2 separate regions of the Homo sapiens genome follow, and region 1 is linked to region 2. The links are chromatin loops, found by intact Hi-C in ENCODE. Cell type or tissue: heart right ventricle. All regions are shown on one strand.

Evidence for each region. Hi-C counts contacts between places; a loop is a spot of excess contacts. Peaks named below come from ENCODE experiments on the same cell type or tissue, not always from the same donor. Only the 100,000 strongest peaks of a DNase experiment are listed, where the experiment ranks them.
Region 1: a loop joins it to region 2, with 2.6 times the contacts of the local background. A loop is called at or near these places in 11 of 110 quality-filtered maps.

Annotation. Positions count from the first base shown.
Region 1 is chr7:49,479,814-49,487,813 of GRCh38, forward strand. No RefSeq gene overlaps it. Among named protein-coding and RNA genes, the nearest start is that of VWC2, 290 kb to the right of the region's middle. RefSeq lists an enhancer at 7,076-7,577. In heart right ventricle, CTCF peaks have their summits at 3,503 and 7,594; no DNase peak of the experiment used is centred here.
Region 2 is chr7:49,620,875-49,628,874 of GRCh38, forward strand. No RefSeq gene overlaps it. Among named protein-coding and RNA genes, the nearest start is that of VWC2, 150 kb to the right of the region's middle. In heart right ventricle, no CTCF peak of the experiment used is centred here; no DNase peak of the experiment used is centred here; H3K27ac peaks cover 4,447 bases.

The DNA of each region.
Region 1 (8,000 bases), 140 kb before region 2:
ATACATACATATTAATTACATTCTTCAATTCTTCTAAAACTTTAATGACTTTTTCTTTCTATACTATCAATCACTGAGAGTGAAATCAATATCTGCTACTATGTTTTCTGAACTTCTCATGGTAGTTCTGATCTTTTATACTTTATGTGTTTTGAAGCTGTTATGAGATGCCAACAAATTGAAAATTTCTTCTCTTCTGTGCTCTTCGTAGGAGCCACACCTCAGGAGCTAATAAAGGCTTGTGCTTGAGAAATCACTGAGTAGACAATACTAAAATAAATTGCACACAAATACCACCTGGCTTAGGCAAATCCTACTTATTTCCTGTAACTAACTAAGTGGCAAGTATGAACAAGAGAGGAAAGAAGGTAGAAACCAAGATGTCCAGTCTGTCAGTGCCCTGACTGCCATTCACTCTCAGCTGGCACTATCTGTCACAATCTTTAGTGAAACACAGTCCTCCCTGCCATGTGGTAAATATTTGTTATGCGTTTGACAGTGTTAAACTAACTATGCACTCAGAAAAGAGGCAAGGCTTTGATGCGGTGGTTTGGAGAAGTGTACTTTTATCCTACCTGGAAATCTTCCCATTATATCTGCTCAGTTTCTCAGCCACATTCTGAATAACATCAGCCATTATGTCATTGGTTATACAAGTTGCTTACTACATATACCATTCTTTATCGGTACATTCTAGGTTGTTCAGTATTTTAAAAAACATATTTACAACTTTCAGTGTAGGGAATGTGTTTATCTCTCTGGGGTGAGGCAGGCATAAATGCAAACAACATGTATTTACCAAGAGTGATATACTTATCAGTACTGAGATAAACTTGTGTACAAATTTAACCATTTTGAAAAGAAAACAACTATTCAACTGCTTTGAAAAAACATGTTTGCCAGTTCACTTTAAGGAAATCATGTTTTCATGTAAAGTGTCCATTCCAAGCTAAGGCTTGTTTACCACTTTAAAATACAGCTACACACCCACAGAGTTATCACTCTGCTACAACATTCTTTTTTTTTTTTTGAGCATCTTTCCCAGTGGGCTATGTACACAAAAGCTCTTTCCTTCACATCCATGTCTTCAGGAACCAGCATGAAATCCTGAAATGTAATAAAGCCACTGAATAAGTATTAAAGGAAAGATGATATTTAGACTACATATCACAGGAAAGATTATTTTAGAAACCTTATGATGCCTTTCTTCAAATGTCTAGAGAACATATTTGGAAATAAAGAACAGAGAACTGACTCTATGGTAGAGTTAGAACTAGTAGGGAAAGTTTCAAATAAATGATTTGTTTTTGAGTTAAGTATTTCCAATAACAAGCACAGTTCAAGAACAGGCTGTGCTAGTTCCTAAATTTTGAACTCCTTTTTTCAGTGTAAAAATGAAGACTCGTGGATATTATAAGGTGGAATTCTACTTCAGTAGCAAAACACTATAAGTGACCTTTGGAGCCTGCCTCTTAGGAGCTTTGTGGTCTTTGTACATGGAAGCAATAAAAATGTTTAAAGTTTCAAAGTCAAGGTTTTTTAATAAACAAGATCACTTTTTTCCTTCCTCAAAAGCTTTTTTTGTTATTGTTTTGGAAAGAAAACCTATTACTCTGATATATCAAAAGGCACCACATTAAAATAATATCTCTGTGATTACAGAAGATTTGCTGCCCTTTTTTTCTTTTGCTTTAAAATACAATGTCTTCTAAAGAAGAGCAAGACGTTTTGTAACTAATATACAAGCATGTTAAGTCTAAAAATGTCAAAATAGTGTATATGAGAGCAACATATTCTTAATAAAATTTCAGAGGAAGGAAAACATAACCATGTTCAACAAAAAACATACTAAGAGTCAAACATTAACAGATATTGGTGAGGTTGTGGAGAAAAAGGTATGCTTAAAAGCTGTTGGTGAGAATGTAAATTAGTTCAGTCACTGTAGAAAGTAGTTTGGAGATTTCTGAAAGAACTGAAATTGGGCTACCACTTGAAATTTGGACTACCTCCTCAATCTCACTACTGGGTATATACACAAAGGAAAATAAATCATTCTACCAAAAAGACACATGCACTTATATGTTCATTGCAGTGCTATTCACAATAGCAAAGACATGGATTGAACCCAGGTACCCATCAACGGTGAATTGGATTAATAAAATGTGGTACATATACACCATGAAATACTATGAAGTCATAAAAAAGAACAAAATCATGTTCTTTGCAGCAACATGCATGCAGCGAAAACCAGTATCCTAAGCAAATTAGTGGAGAAACAGAAAACCGAATACCACAAGTTTTCACTTATAAGTAAGAGCAAAACATTGAGCATAGATGAACATAAACATGGGAATAATAGACGCTGGGGAATACAAGAAAGGGAGGAGAGGAGAGAGGGTGTAATGGTTGGAAAAAAAAACTAATTATTTGGTAGCATGTTCACCACCTGGAGGGGCAGATTAAATTGTACTCAAAACTTCAGCACCACACAATATGCCTGCCTAAAAAACCTGCGTATGCACCCTCTGGTTCCAAAACAAAAGTTGAAAAACCAGAAATAGGTAATAAAACAAAAAAAATGAATAGGTATTATGAAAATATAGCAGGGCTTCACAGTTATGATGGTGGTATCAAGAAGAAAGTGATCTGCCTTTCTGCATAGCTAAAAATGACTGCATCCCTAAAGGCCATGATAAATATGTATGGAAGAGGAAAAAGAATGAACTAATAATTAACACTCACTAACTCTGGCATTGATGTATGTTGCATATGAAAATGTTGATCTTCGAAATGTTATCATTTCCCTTAGCAATAAGATATAAATCTTGTCAGCCATCATTTATTTTATGTATAAATGGATATAGGACCCAACATGGAATATTGCTTCAATAATAAATGCTCCATATCTTGTGTGGTTGTCCCACTCCAATGGAGCTGTCAGCCCATGCAACACATAGCCCCTATTCCAATATGAGAAGGAAATTATACTGGAGAGCCAGGCTCATCTAGCACTCACTCAGCAATGTGAATACATTGCTTCCTCATTCTCTGTGCTGCACCTAATATTATATCACTTTGCATTACTGCAGAGCCAGTGTGCAAAAACTGGTATTCTCATTAGATCTGCTTGACATCTCTCAGTCAGAAACTAGCTCCTGAGAATCTTCACATATACAAAGAATCCTATTCCTAAATGGACTGATAATAAAGAAAGGTGGCATAGAAATTGGGAAAATAGAGAAATAGAAAAATATAGTCTGTGGCTCTTAATCACAGACTCCATGCTCAAGTGTCCCCAATGATTAATTAACTTTCTGATCTAAAAATGAGTCAATGGGATTCAGGTAAATGTGGAGAAAAGAGTGAAGACTCTGCATGGATTGAAATGGGAAGCATGTTTATGTTTTCCTCCTTATAGAGACATGGCTAGAAGAACAAATGTCTCCCCCGCAAAGGCTTCCGTGTTTATTTATTGCTTGAATACTTTCTGGCAGGTACTCTGTCCAGCAGGGTGCAGGATTGAGTGAGTCAAAAATCTCTGACATTCAGGAACTCATGCAACACACCCACTCACATCCTCCTCAGTGTTCCAATTGGCTCACACAGCACAGAGCCTTGCCCTGTGGAATCCTGTAGAGGAATCCCTTCTAGTAGAGTATTTAAGGGAAGAGGCTGTTAATACAGCCATCTCCACTGTGGGGAAGGTTTTGGGGAAAGGGAAATTCCAAAAGCAGTACACACAACTCAGAAAATAATCCGACTCCGCATTCTCCCTTTCTCAAGAATGTTGGTAAACATCTCTCTTCTTCTCCATACCTCAAAAGGGCTCCATACCTGGTGGCCTTATGCCCACACAGCAAACTAAGACAAAAAAATGTCATAACATACCTTCAACAACCCCCATACATCTTCTCCTCAGAGACTGTTAATTTCTCCAGCCCTACACACAACATATTCCCAGGAACACAGGAAATGTATTGCCCATTCCTTGCCAACAGCTTGCCAATACTAGTAGTGACCATGCTAGAATATCATTTTGACCTATGAATTATTATTTTGCAGTATAAATTCTTGTCCCCACTCTGGCCTCAGAGTCCCACTTCAAGCCTGTCTGAATTTGATGGCATATTTGAACATGACCTGCCCCAGCTCTAACTTTCTTAGATGCGGCATAATGCTACATACTCATACAGCCATTGGCTCACTTACCACAGCTGGTGGGGGTAAGGGACAAATTGCCCCACTCAAGACTGGAGGAAGCTGTCAGGCTTGGACATTTGCTTTCATCACTGTGAAAATAGATATTTATTATTCCAGTGAACCTGATCCAAGGGTACTCACTCTGAGACAACAGATGACATGGAATCTTTATTCCATTCTGTGGAGAAGGCATCACTGCATCATCACTGCAAAATGCAAATATGGGGCTGAGGTCACATGCCAGTACCCACCAACTGCCTGCCGGAATATCCAAGTTTATTCTGCAGAGCAGACATTTAAGTTATTTGCACACAGGGTGCTATACTTTGCTTTATTCTTATTAAGAAAAGTACCATGTTATGTTAGGTAATCTAGAGGCCCAGTACATGAGGATTATGTGGGTTTTCAATACTCTAGAGAGGTTTGTTACAACTCTTCCTGCAAGGCAAGAATCATACCAATGACTAACTAGCTTTCCTCTACCTGGAAGAAGGCCCATGTAAAGTTCTATGAATAAATGAATGAATGAATGGATGAGTGAATACAGGGAAGACGGTTAGCACCCATTCCAAGGAAGTGTATGTCATTAGAAGACTTCCTATACACTTAAAAAATATTCGGTCTCCAATTCGGCCATAATTTCCCGGTCATGCAATTGCAAATGCATCTTTTCATGCACATTTGCCTTTACTTTGCTTTGCTTAATCTTCCATTCTCTTATTCACAAGGACTCAGGAAGTCTGCATGTCTCAAAGAAATAAGTGCTCCCTGATCTCACTGTAGCCAGTTCTTGGTTCCATTTCACCGAGAAAGTTACAGCCCAAAGAATATGTGGAAACCTTAAGCCTTTTTATTCCAATTCAAGAAAATCATGAATACTCTGATTTGTGGACAAGGTTGGGAGAGACTGAGAAAACTATTAACTCACTATTTCAACTTGTCTTTTCTGGATCTCAGGCCTCTAGGTTCCAAACTACAACTAACCCCGGGACCCATCTAGTGAATATCACACTTGCTGGGCCTCTTGTGTGTACTACTCAAGCCCTCTCCCCAAAGCCTCTCCCAGATGCACAAGGGTATTTGTCCTTAGACCACACTCTTGAGGCCAAGATTAAGAGATGTTCTTACAGCTGGCCTGGGCATCTTAGAACTCTTTCTGAAGAGACCTTATCAGTTATCTCTACTGGGGGGAGTTGGAGATTTGAAACCAGAAGCCAGGAACAATTCAGCAGAAAGCTCACCTGTGAGCACCTCCTGCCACACTCAGCATGCAGGGTTACCTGCTGTCATTCAGAACAAGAGTACTAGCTTGGGGCATTCCAAGAGACGTTCTGGTCCCAGACCTAGGTAAAGAGTCTGGTCCTCTTCAAGGCAATGAAAGAAACCTCTATGTCCATGAAGGAATGATGTGATATGATGTGCTTTCATTACTACCAGAACTGGATGGTGCTGAGGACCACAGTTTGCAAGCCAGTTCTACTTCCCAGCAGCTGTGTGTCTTTGGGAAACTTCTTTAACTACACTATGCTTTTGTTTGCCATTTGTTACATGGGAAGAAGAATAATATCTACCCCTATAGGACTGTTGTGAGGCTTTATGTTCATAAATATCTGGACAATCTTAACCTGCTTCCTGGCACATAGTGTTTATTGTGCATTGTCTGTTATAATAACTTTGCAAATATCTTTGCCAAAACAGTCTTTCTTCTGATAAGACAATTTTTAGAAGGTGAATATTTCTGAGTTTGCTCCCAAATTCTGAGAGGGAGAAATATCTTCTTTTGGATTAACAGTCTCTTACATATGCTGATGTGTGATTTTACTATCCCTGAAAATTATTTTGTACAGAGAAGTGTAATTAGAGCTTTATTTTTGTTTTATACAATTAGTATTCCAGTTGCTAAAGGCACAAAAGGCTAGATATTTATTAATATGTAACATTCAATTTATAAAATATTCTATTTATAAATCTTGCACATTTTAGTAATCACTTCAAATGAGCATTTCAATATTTGATTCCATTTACAAAATTTGTTAGTCACCTTTAAAATCTTTTTATACTTAATTTCATGTTTAGTTTCTAGCTTATGTATTTGAATTTTGTAGCCAAAAATATTCTTCTCAAGAGCTTAAATGTTTTAAATTTAATAAATTTAACTTATAGTTTTTATTTTATATGGTTTATACTTTATGTTTACTTAAATGTATCTTATACTCAAAGTTTAATTATATAACTCAGTACTATACATTAATAATTAGCTTACAACTCACAGATCTAAACTGATTATTCAATACATATTTTAAAATTGTATTTGATAGGGTTTCTAAATTCTTTTAAACATCACGATTTTATAAAATGCTAACTAACATCCAGTTCTTTCTGATCTGAAGAGATCTTAACTGATTTTGATTCTTTTAAATTCATCTATTCTTAATTGTATATGTTTTCATTTTTAAAAGAGAAGGATCCAGTTACAAAAGTAACAACAATCTAGTTAATTGCATTTAATTAAAAGTAAAAAATTGTGACTAGACCATTTTATGTAACTCTGATGGGACATGCTGACTTCTATTTATATTTCTATTCCAGTGACTAAGGAGGTGGAACATAGCCCCAGATTTCAGTCACCTACCCACAGCAGGGCGCACCTGCCACTCATGTTATGATTGGTTGAATTTTACATTTCTTTAGCTCTTACGAAGTAGAAATGTTTTTCATCCTGAGTCTAAAGATTTTTGAACACAGTGAAACCTATCATTCTTCTATATTCTCAGGGCTACATGATATCTGATTGAATTTTGGATAGCCCATGACTGTCCTCTCACAGTCACTATATATAAGTTTATTCTATTGACAACATCTTAACAGTGATGACATAAGGGAGAGGACACATTAGTGACACTGAGGACTAATTTTCTTAAAAGTCAGTAAAGATTCTAGTGTATACTATCTTTACAATGGCTCAAGCTTTAATGTTACACAAATGGTTAATTTTTTTTTTCCAAGAGGTAAAACAGCATCCCTCCCAGGATATATTAAAGTAGGGAACAGTGAACAGACGTAATCCTTCCTTTAAGGAGAGCTTTGCTACAGAAACAAGGCAAAGGATATCAGCACTTAAAAGCAGGAAACAGGAAAGTCTCTCTTCCCTGCCCACTGATTTGCATTTCAACATCTGCCCCTCAGGTGGACAGCTGAGGGAAGTAAAACAACGTATTCCCAGGGATAAAAAGCATTTGAATAGGAAATGGATTCCAGCTCCTGGCATTGAAATCAATTTCTCCTTTGTTCTAATTTCTCCATCTAGGATAAGCATGATTTTATGATTTTAGTGGAGAAAAACAAACTGTGAAATATTTTAAAGAGGTTTATTGTGAGCCAATAGGAGTCACTGTGGCCCAGGGATACACAGCCTCAAGAGGTCCTAAAAAGATGTGCCCAATGCAGTCAGGTTACAGTTTGGATTTATACATTTCAGGCAGACAAACTTGCAGGTAAAATCATAAATCAATACATGGAAGGCATACATTTGTTCAGCCCAAGAAGGTGGAACATGTTCAAGTGAGAGCTTGCAAGTCATAGGTAGGCTTTAGGGATTCTTTACTTGACAATTGCTTGAAAGAGTTAGGCTTTGTCTAAAACACGTGAAGTCAGTGGAAACGAATGCTTGAGTTAAGATAAGGGTGTCTGCTACCTGTCATGCAATGCCATACCTGAGTCAGGGTGGAAAGTAAGCCACATTATACTGGGTTATAAAAAACAAAACAAAACAAAAACGAACAGGATTTTATGGTTTGGAG
Region 2 (8,000 bases):
GACTGGAACTGTAAGATCAAGAACAAGAAAGGAATGTCCACTCTCACCATTTCTACTTAAAACTATATTGGAGAGTATAGCAAAGGCAATCAGGAAAGAAAAAGAAATAAAAGGCAACTAGAGAGGAACAGAAGAAGTAAAACCATCTCTATTTGCTACTATCTCTATTTTCTTGTATATGGAAAATCCTAAGAAATCCACTAAAAAATCATTAGAACAAATGAATATATTCAATAAGCCTAAAGGATCCAAAATCAATATACAAAAATCAATTCTATTTCTATGTACTTGTGTATTAGTCTATTCTGAGATACTATAACAAAAATACCTTTAATCAGGTGACTTATAAACAAAAGAAATTTATTTCTCACAGTTCTGGAGGCTGGGAAGTCTAAGATCAAGGCATCAGCAGATTGACTGTCTGGCAAGTGCTTGGTTCCTTATAGATAGCACCTTCTCCTCTTTTGTCCTTACATGTTGAGAGAGGTAAGATGCTCTCTTCACCCTCTTTTATACGGGCACTAATCCTATTCGGAAGGGCAGAGTCCTCGTGACCTAGTTACCTCCCAAAGGCTCTACGTCCTAAAACCATTGAGTAGCGGGATTTCAACATATTAATTTTGTGAGGGCACAAACAGTCAAGAGATGGACTCAATCTAAGTGTCCATCAGTGGAGGAATGGATAAAGAAAACATGGTATATGTGGACAATGAAAGACTGGTTGACCATAAAAAAGAATGAAATCTTATCATTTGCTACAACATGGATGAACTTGAAGGACATTATGTTAAGTGAAATAAGCCAGTAATAGAAAGAAAAATGCTACATGATTTCACTCGCATATGAAATCTTGAAAAGGTGAACTATATAAGTGGAGAGTAAAATGATGGTGACCAGGGGCTGGGGCAATGGGGAGGGATGATTGGAAAGACATTGGTCAAATAATACAAAATTTCAGCTAGATAGGAAGAATAAGTTCATGAGATCTATTGTATAACATGGTTACTAAGTTAACAACAACATACCATATTGTACTCTTGAAAAAATGCTAAAATAGTAGATTTCAAGTGTTCTTACTACAAAAATAACTGTGAGGTAATGCTTAACTAGCTTGATTCAGCCATTCATATATATATGTATATATATATATACACACATATATATGAGATAGTAAAGCATCATGTTGTACACAATAAATATATACAATTTTGCAAATTTGAAAATAAAATAAAATACTTAAAAGAAACTTTCTTTAATTTGACTGCCCTGACTTGTGTCATAGCTGCCCCCTGGGACCTCACATGACATCCAGGCTCCTCACACAGTGGTTTGGGGATCTTTTCTGATCCAGGAGACCACGGCAGTCTCAGCTCCAGCCACCAACACTGGGATCCATGGTGGCCAGAGAACTCCTTGCTGTTTCCTTTGCTTTTGGGCTCTATTCCCCGCAATCCATTCTCCTCTTCCATTCCTCCAATTCCACCCACCATTTGCCTAGAGGAGTCCTATGGAGCTCCTGAAAGCCATCTTCCAGCTCTTAAGTCATCTCCCTCTCTGTTCCCTCATGGCTTCATATCTCATTCATGTTTATTTGTGTGTTTTATCTTCAGCTCCTAACACATACTAATTCTCAATGAATATTTGTCATTGAACATTTTATTATTAGAATAAAATTGTACATTTATTTTTAAAAATAAAGCCAGTACAGTATATCAACCTTTAACTCATAGAGAACACATATTATAATGATTGTATTAGTACAAATAACCTCGAACATGCAAAATGAGTAGATAACCTAATATATATTGAATACTTCTATTTATTTAAAATATGCTTTGGCATGTGCGACTACATGTACAAAAAGATTGGCAAGGATGTTAACAGTTATTATCTTTGAGTTATGGAATTTATGAGGAATTTCTCTAGTTCCAATATTTTTGGTAAAATCTATAATTTCTGAAATGAATATAAATCGTTATTTTTAATATATTATAAAACAAATTTTGAAAAGAAACAAATGATTAGGTGATGATGATTTAAAATGTTACTTAAAAGAAATAGACCAAGCATTACTCAGCAGGATTTAGGTTCTTTTTCCTTGAACTGGACTCACAGTAAGTAGAGCATGTGCAATACTACCTATTGTCTAAGCGTTTGCATATGCATAAGTTGAATGTTCTTTCTTCGAATGCATGAAGAAATCGAAACACAGAGAAGTAAACTTGCTCAATGTCACTACACCAGTAAATTGAAAAGTCAAGACTTGTACCCTGGATGTCTGGCTCTTTCACCAACTGCACTGTCACCTCTAGAGTCACTATGCTATCTTTCTAGATTTAAAGCTTACATGTGGATAAAAGTAGACGGTTTTCTCATTGCTTTATTTTTACCTTGAAGGCAAAATATGTCAGGTGATGCATGTATAAATGAGTGGCTTGAATTAAATAAAACCCTGATTATAACAAGACAAACTATTTCCAACAGTGGCTTGTATATGTGGTTTCTATAATGGAGTAAAATATGTTGTTACAAACAAGATTTTGTTATGGTTTTGTCAGATTATCACCAATTTTCCTATGGTCTGCACAAATTATTCCTTCATTTTTAAGAATGTCTGTAACTGTTGCTGAATGTAAACTGGCTCTTTCAGTCATCTGGAAAATTTTCCCATACAATGTAAATTTAAAGTTGTATTTGACAATCAGTGGAATTGTTTTCCCTTTGCTTTAATCTAAATGAACAGTACATATAAAAGTAAAGAAACTGGCAAGCATGGATGACTATCTGTGGACCAGAATTAGGTGTTTTCATTAAATTATTAAATACCCACAATAATCCCAGAGTAGAAATTGGAAACTCTGCCTTACAGATGGGAAAGTGACTGGTTTCCATTGTTGGAAGCAAGACGGGTCAGGATGAAAATGCAGTCAGCAGTTTTCAAATATATATTAATTTTATTTTTAAAAAACTATCAACTTTATAGCACTCCAGGTTTAAGAACAACAGGTTTGAAAACTAGGCAAATGAAAGGGGGAGAGAGAGAGACAGAGAGAGAGAGAGAGAAGAGAGAGAAATCAGATAGTTGGTTACAGACTGAATTGTGCTCCCACCCAAAATTTACAAGCAGACGTACTAACCTGCACCACCTCAGGATGTGTTTGTATCTGGAGATAGGGTCTTTAAACAGGCGAGTAAGTTAAAATGAGGTCATTCGTGTGGGCCCTAATCCAATAGGACTAGTGTCCTTGTAAGAAGAAGAGACCTCAGGAATGAGCACACACAGATGAAAGGCCACATGACAGAGTGAGAAGTAGCATTTGTAAGCCAAAGAGAGGCCTCAGGAGAACCAAACCTGTCAACATTTTGATCTTGAACTTCCAGCCTCTGGAATTGTAAGAAAATGAATTTGTATTATTTATGCCACCCAGTCTGTGGCAGTTTGTCATGACCACCTTAATAAACTAATACAGATAGATAGAAAAATAGACTTTATATATATGTATGTATGTGTGTGTATATATATGTGTATATATATGAGTGTATGTGTATATGTACACATGTGTGTGAATAGATATATTTATATATATTTCTATTATTCTGGACTCTAATTGTGCAGTTCCAATTTAAAAAAAAAATAAGGTAGGCACTCAGGGAGAAGCACATTTTTATAAGCTATTTTTGCATTGCTTCTAACTGCACGAGTAATCTTTATTGATATATTGCCAGGATATAATTTTTGTCAGAGATTGATTTGTCTGGAAATAATTTAGTTTGCAGACAAATTTTACCTATCTTAGCATCATTCTGCTTGGAGTTTCATCTTCTGAAAACAAAGCTTTCATTTTGGTAGTAATGAATAACAGATGTTATTGTTAATGAGCTCTCCTTGGGACTGAAAGAGTTTCCCCTTAGCAATAACCACCACAAAGGGTAGGAGGCTCACATTATTACAATCACAGGGCTTGGTGACCAGTTAGGATCCAGCATGCATTCCAACTTTGTGAACACATTCTTGAATAACAAAAGTTCTCTTCCATGATATCATAATGCTATTTTAATATGTACATGTAATCTGCATTATTATGGAATTTTTGTTTCTTACATGAATTGTTTAGGCCTGTTCTAATAACTATTCTTTGTTCATTATGTTGCATTTTAACCTAATAATCCCATTAATGTTAATGGGAACTGCCAAGTTAAAACCCATGGAAGCAAATTAATATGCCCTGCAGTCCTTGGACATGACTTTGATACATTTTATATTATTAGTCTCATTCACAGAAGGATTTTATGTTGTTATAAATAGACATAATGAGACTGGATGCCTTCAGCAAAAGGGGAATGAGAAAGCTAGCTTGTTGGTTGTTAATTTAGGAACTGTAGAGAGCCAATCCAGAAAATTCAAAAAGAAAGTTCACAGAACATTATGGAGTGACTCAGTGCATTTGTAAAATGTCAGGCTTTCTGCCTATGATTTGGGCTGGAACTCCCACACCTCCAGAGAGTGTGACCCTCCTCTGGGTACTTTCAAAGAATGCTTGCAGCCCCACTCTGTACTAAGGTCACCATGTACTTTTCCGTTTCTCCAAATAGGATGAGAACCATTCAAAGGTCTTCATGTGATTTAATTGCTTTTATACATTATTGGATCTAGGGCTTAGCTAAGATATAGTAGGCTCCTCATGCAGGCTAAGAAGAATCTGACCTTCAGAGTGATATTTTTGAGTCTTTGATTAACAGGAATTCAGAGAACAGACTTGGGGGCTGTGGAAGCAGAGCTCGTGGTGTCCACCTCTCATCTGGTAGACCCCACACAATGCAAGCAAAATACAAGCCAGAAAGTAACTGCTTTCTCCTAAGGAGGCGCTTTAGCAACATGTGAATGTTGTCACTGGACCATGTTCTGAGCCAACTGCCTACTAATACTGCTCAAACCCACCAGCACACCTCTGGCCTTGCAGCCCATTCTGGAAAACATCACTGAGTCGTGTCTCTTCTTCTCTTTTCCTTTTTTGTTTTCATCTCTTTTCTTGTCTTCTCATGTTATTTCCCTTCATTTCCTTTTTTTTTTTATTTATTATTATACTTTAAGTTTTAGGGTACATGTGCACATTGTGCAGGTTAGTTACATACGTATACATGTGCCATGCTGGTGTGCTGCACCCACTAACTCGTCATCTAGCATTAGGTATATCTCCCAATGCTATCCCTCCCCCATCCCCCCACCCCACTACAGTCCCCATAGGTGGGAAATGAACAATGAGATCACATGGACACAGGAAGGGGAACATCACACCCTTCATTTCCTTTATTGGAAAGATGAGATAAAAAGCAGGCAAGGAAAATAAAAGGACAAGGTCTCCAGACAAAGAGGTGGTGATTCAAACACCAGACCCCGCCATGTGTGTACCACTCTGCAATGTGCTGACTGCTTCACTACTTGGTCTTATTTAACCTCCAGGAAGGAATGATTTCCCTATTTTTAACAACAAAGAGAGTAGGTATTGCTATTCGTTTCCACCTTAACCTGACACGATGAGCTGACACAGATGGTAAATTGCACCATGGCAGTAGGTTGGCAGCTCAGCAGACCCGGCTCCCAGCGGAAAACGTGAGAATTCAGGAGGAGCAAGGCTGGAAGAAGCATTGGAGCTGTTTGTGGGAGTGCTTCTCTTGTGATTTCAGAGACCAAAATAAATGCCCCTTTATCAACTAAGAGGGACTGCAAGGTTAAAGAAGCAACATTACCTATACCAATAGGTTGAGGGTTCAGGAATTGACTGACATGACAACTCCCTAAATTCCTATGGCTACAAGAAAAACCACATGCTTGCTAAACTGCCTAACAATAGGAGCTATCAGATGAATGATCAAACCTGTCTTAACGCTGAATTACAGTCCAGACCACAACAACTGCGAATGGACAGAGGACCAGCCTGACAAACACCCTTTCCTGACAGGCAGCTGCAGACTTAAGCCAGTTTCAGCCTGATTATAGAGATGGTGCACAAACTGTCTTTGTGTCCTATGGTCCATCTTTTGATGCAAACAGCCAAATTCCACTTTACTTTAAAGCTAAAACCCCATCAGAAATTGAACCTGAGATGTATATTACATACAAGTTTACTCATTGCATATGTGCTCAGCTCCCCTCATAAATTAGGCTTTTCCCTAAAGACCATGGAATATCTAAGACTCTATTGCGTGATATGGGCCCTGTGAGGCATAAAAGCCAACTGCCCTTTCCCTCCTTGAAGAGAGCAACTTTGGCATGTGTGGGAAACTATCTCTTCCTCGTTTACAAACAGTTATCACCAGGAAAACTTTCCTTTCTACTCTTTAGCCATTCTGGTATTCTTTTGGACAACACTCTTTTTTTTTTTTTTTTTTTTTGAGACGGAGTCTCGCTCTGTCGCCCGGGCTGGAATGCAGTGGCGCGATCTCAGCTTACTGCAAACTCCACCTCCCAGGTTCACGCCATTCTCCTGCCTCAGCCTCCCGAGTAGCTCCGAGTAGCTGGGACTACAGGCGCCCGCCACCACGCCCGGCTAATTTTTTTTTTTTTTTTTTTTTTGTATTTTTAGTAAAGACAGGGTTTCACCGTGTTAGCCAGGATGGTCTCGATCTCTTGACCTCATGATCCACCCGCCTCGGCCTCCCAAAGTGCTGGAGGACAACACTCTTTATCCATTAAATACTATCTAATGCATCAGTAGCCACTGACTGTCCAACACAAGTAATATGTGAATATCTCTCTAAATTTGTGAAAATAAATTCACTTTGTGGATTTTTTTTTAATTATTATTTTAAAATTACCAGCACCTGTAATCCTAGCACTTTGAGAGGCTGAGGTGGGAGGATCACTTGGGCCTAGGAGTTTGAGACCAACCTGGGCCACATGGCAAAACCCCATCTCTACAAAAAATACAAAAATTAGCCCACTTTAATGGAACATACCTGTGGTCCCAGCTACTTGGGAGGTTGAGATGGGAGGAACACTTGAGCCTGGGAGGACTTGGCTGCAGTGAGCTGTGATTGCACCATTCTACTCCAGCCTGGGCAACAGAGCAAGACCCTGCCTCAAATAAAAATAATGATAATAATGATAATAAATAAAATTAAAATTACCAATAATATATAGATAGTATTTACTATGTGCCAGGCCATATTCCAAGTTTAATATATTAATTTAATCTTTATAACAATCTTTGAGGTAAATACCATCACACAGCTATTTTACACATGCAAAACTAAAGTGTGGGGAGGTGAAGGGACTTGCCAGAAGCCATACAGCTAACAGGCAGTGGAGCTGGGTTTCAGGCCCAGGCATCCAGCCCAGAGCTGCTATTTTTTGGTGACCAGTGTGGTCCTGCCCCACACTGGAGGACTTTCCAAAGCTTGCAAACCCTGTCTAGTTTATTTCTGGTGTCTTTTTAAGAACTTACAAAAGTTGCAGTAGTTTGAATCCTTGAAAGAAAGAGATAAATTTGGGTAAAAATCATTAACCTTTATGGAAATAAATATAGGATCAAAAAACTGCACTTTTTATATACTGATATACTTGGTGTAAATGATATATATCTTCTAAGTATATATGTAATATTAATATCCACTGTGATATACATATATCTCATTACATGATGTATATTACATATAAAACACATAATCACAATCATTACAAAAATAGGTATTTTCAAAAAATAGGTAGTTTCATCTTTTTGTCTTTTAATATAAGATATTTTTACTTATAGAAAAAACATTAAAAATAATTTTTAAAAATTCTTGCTCATACAACCTAGATTTTTAAAATATTAGCATTTTACTGTATTTACTTTAGATCATTCCTTTTCTTCCTGTCTTTCTCCTTTCATCCATTTCTTCTTTCTTTACTTCCTTTTTTTTCCTTTGAAAAAATAAAATGTTGCATACACAGATGAGTTTCATCACCCAACTTATTCACCCTTTCTAGAGTTACCTGAAGGGGTGTATTTACTTTTTGG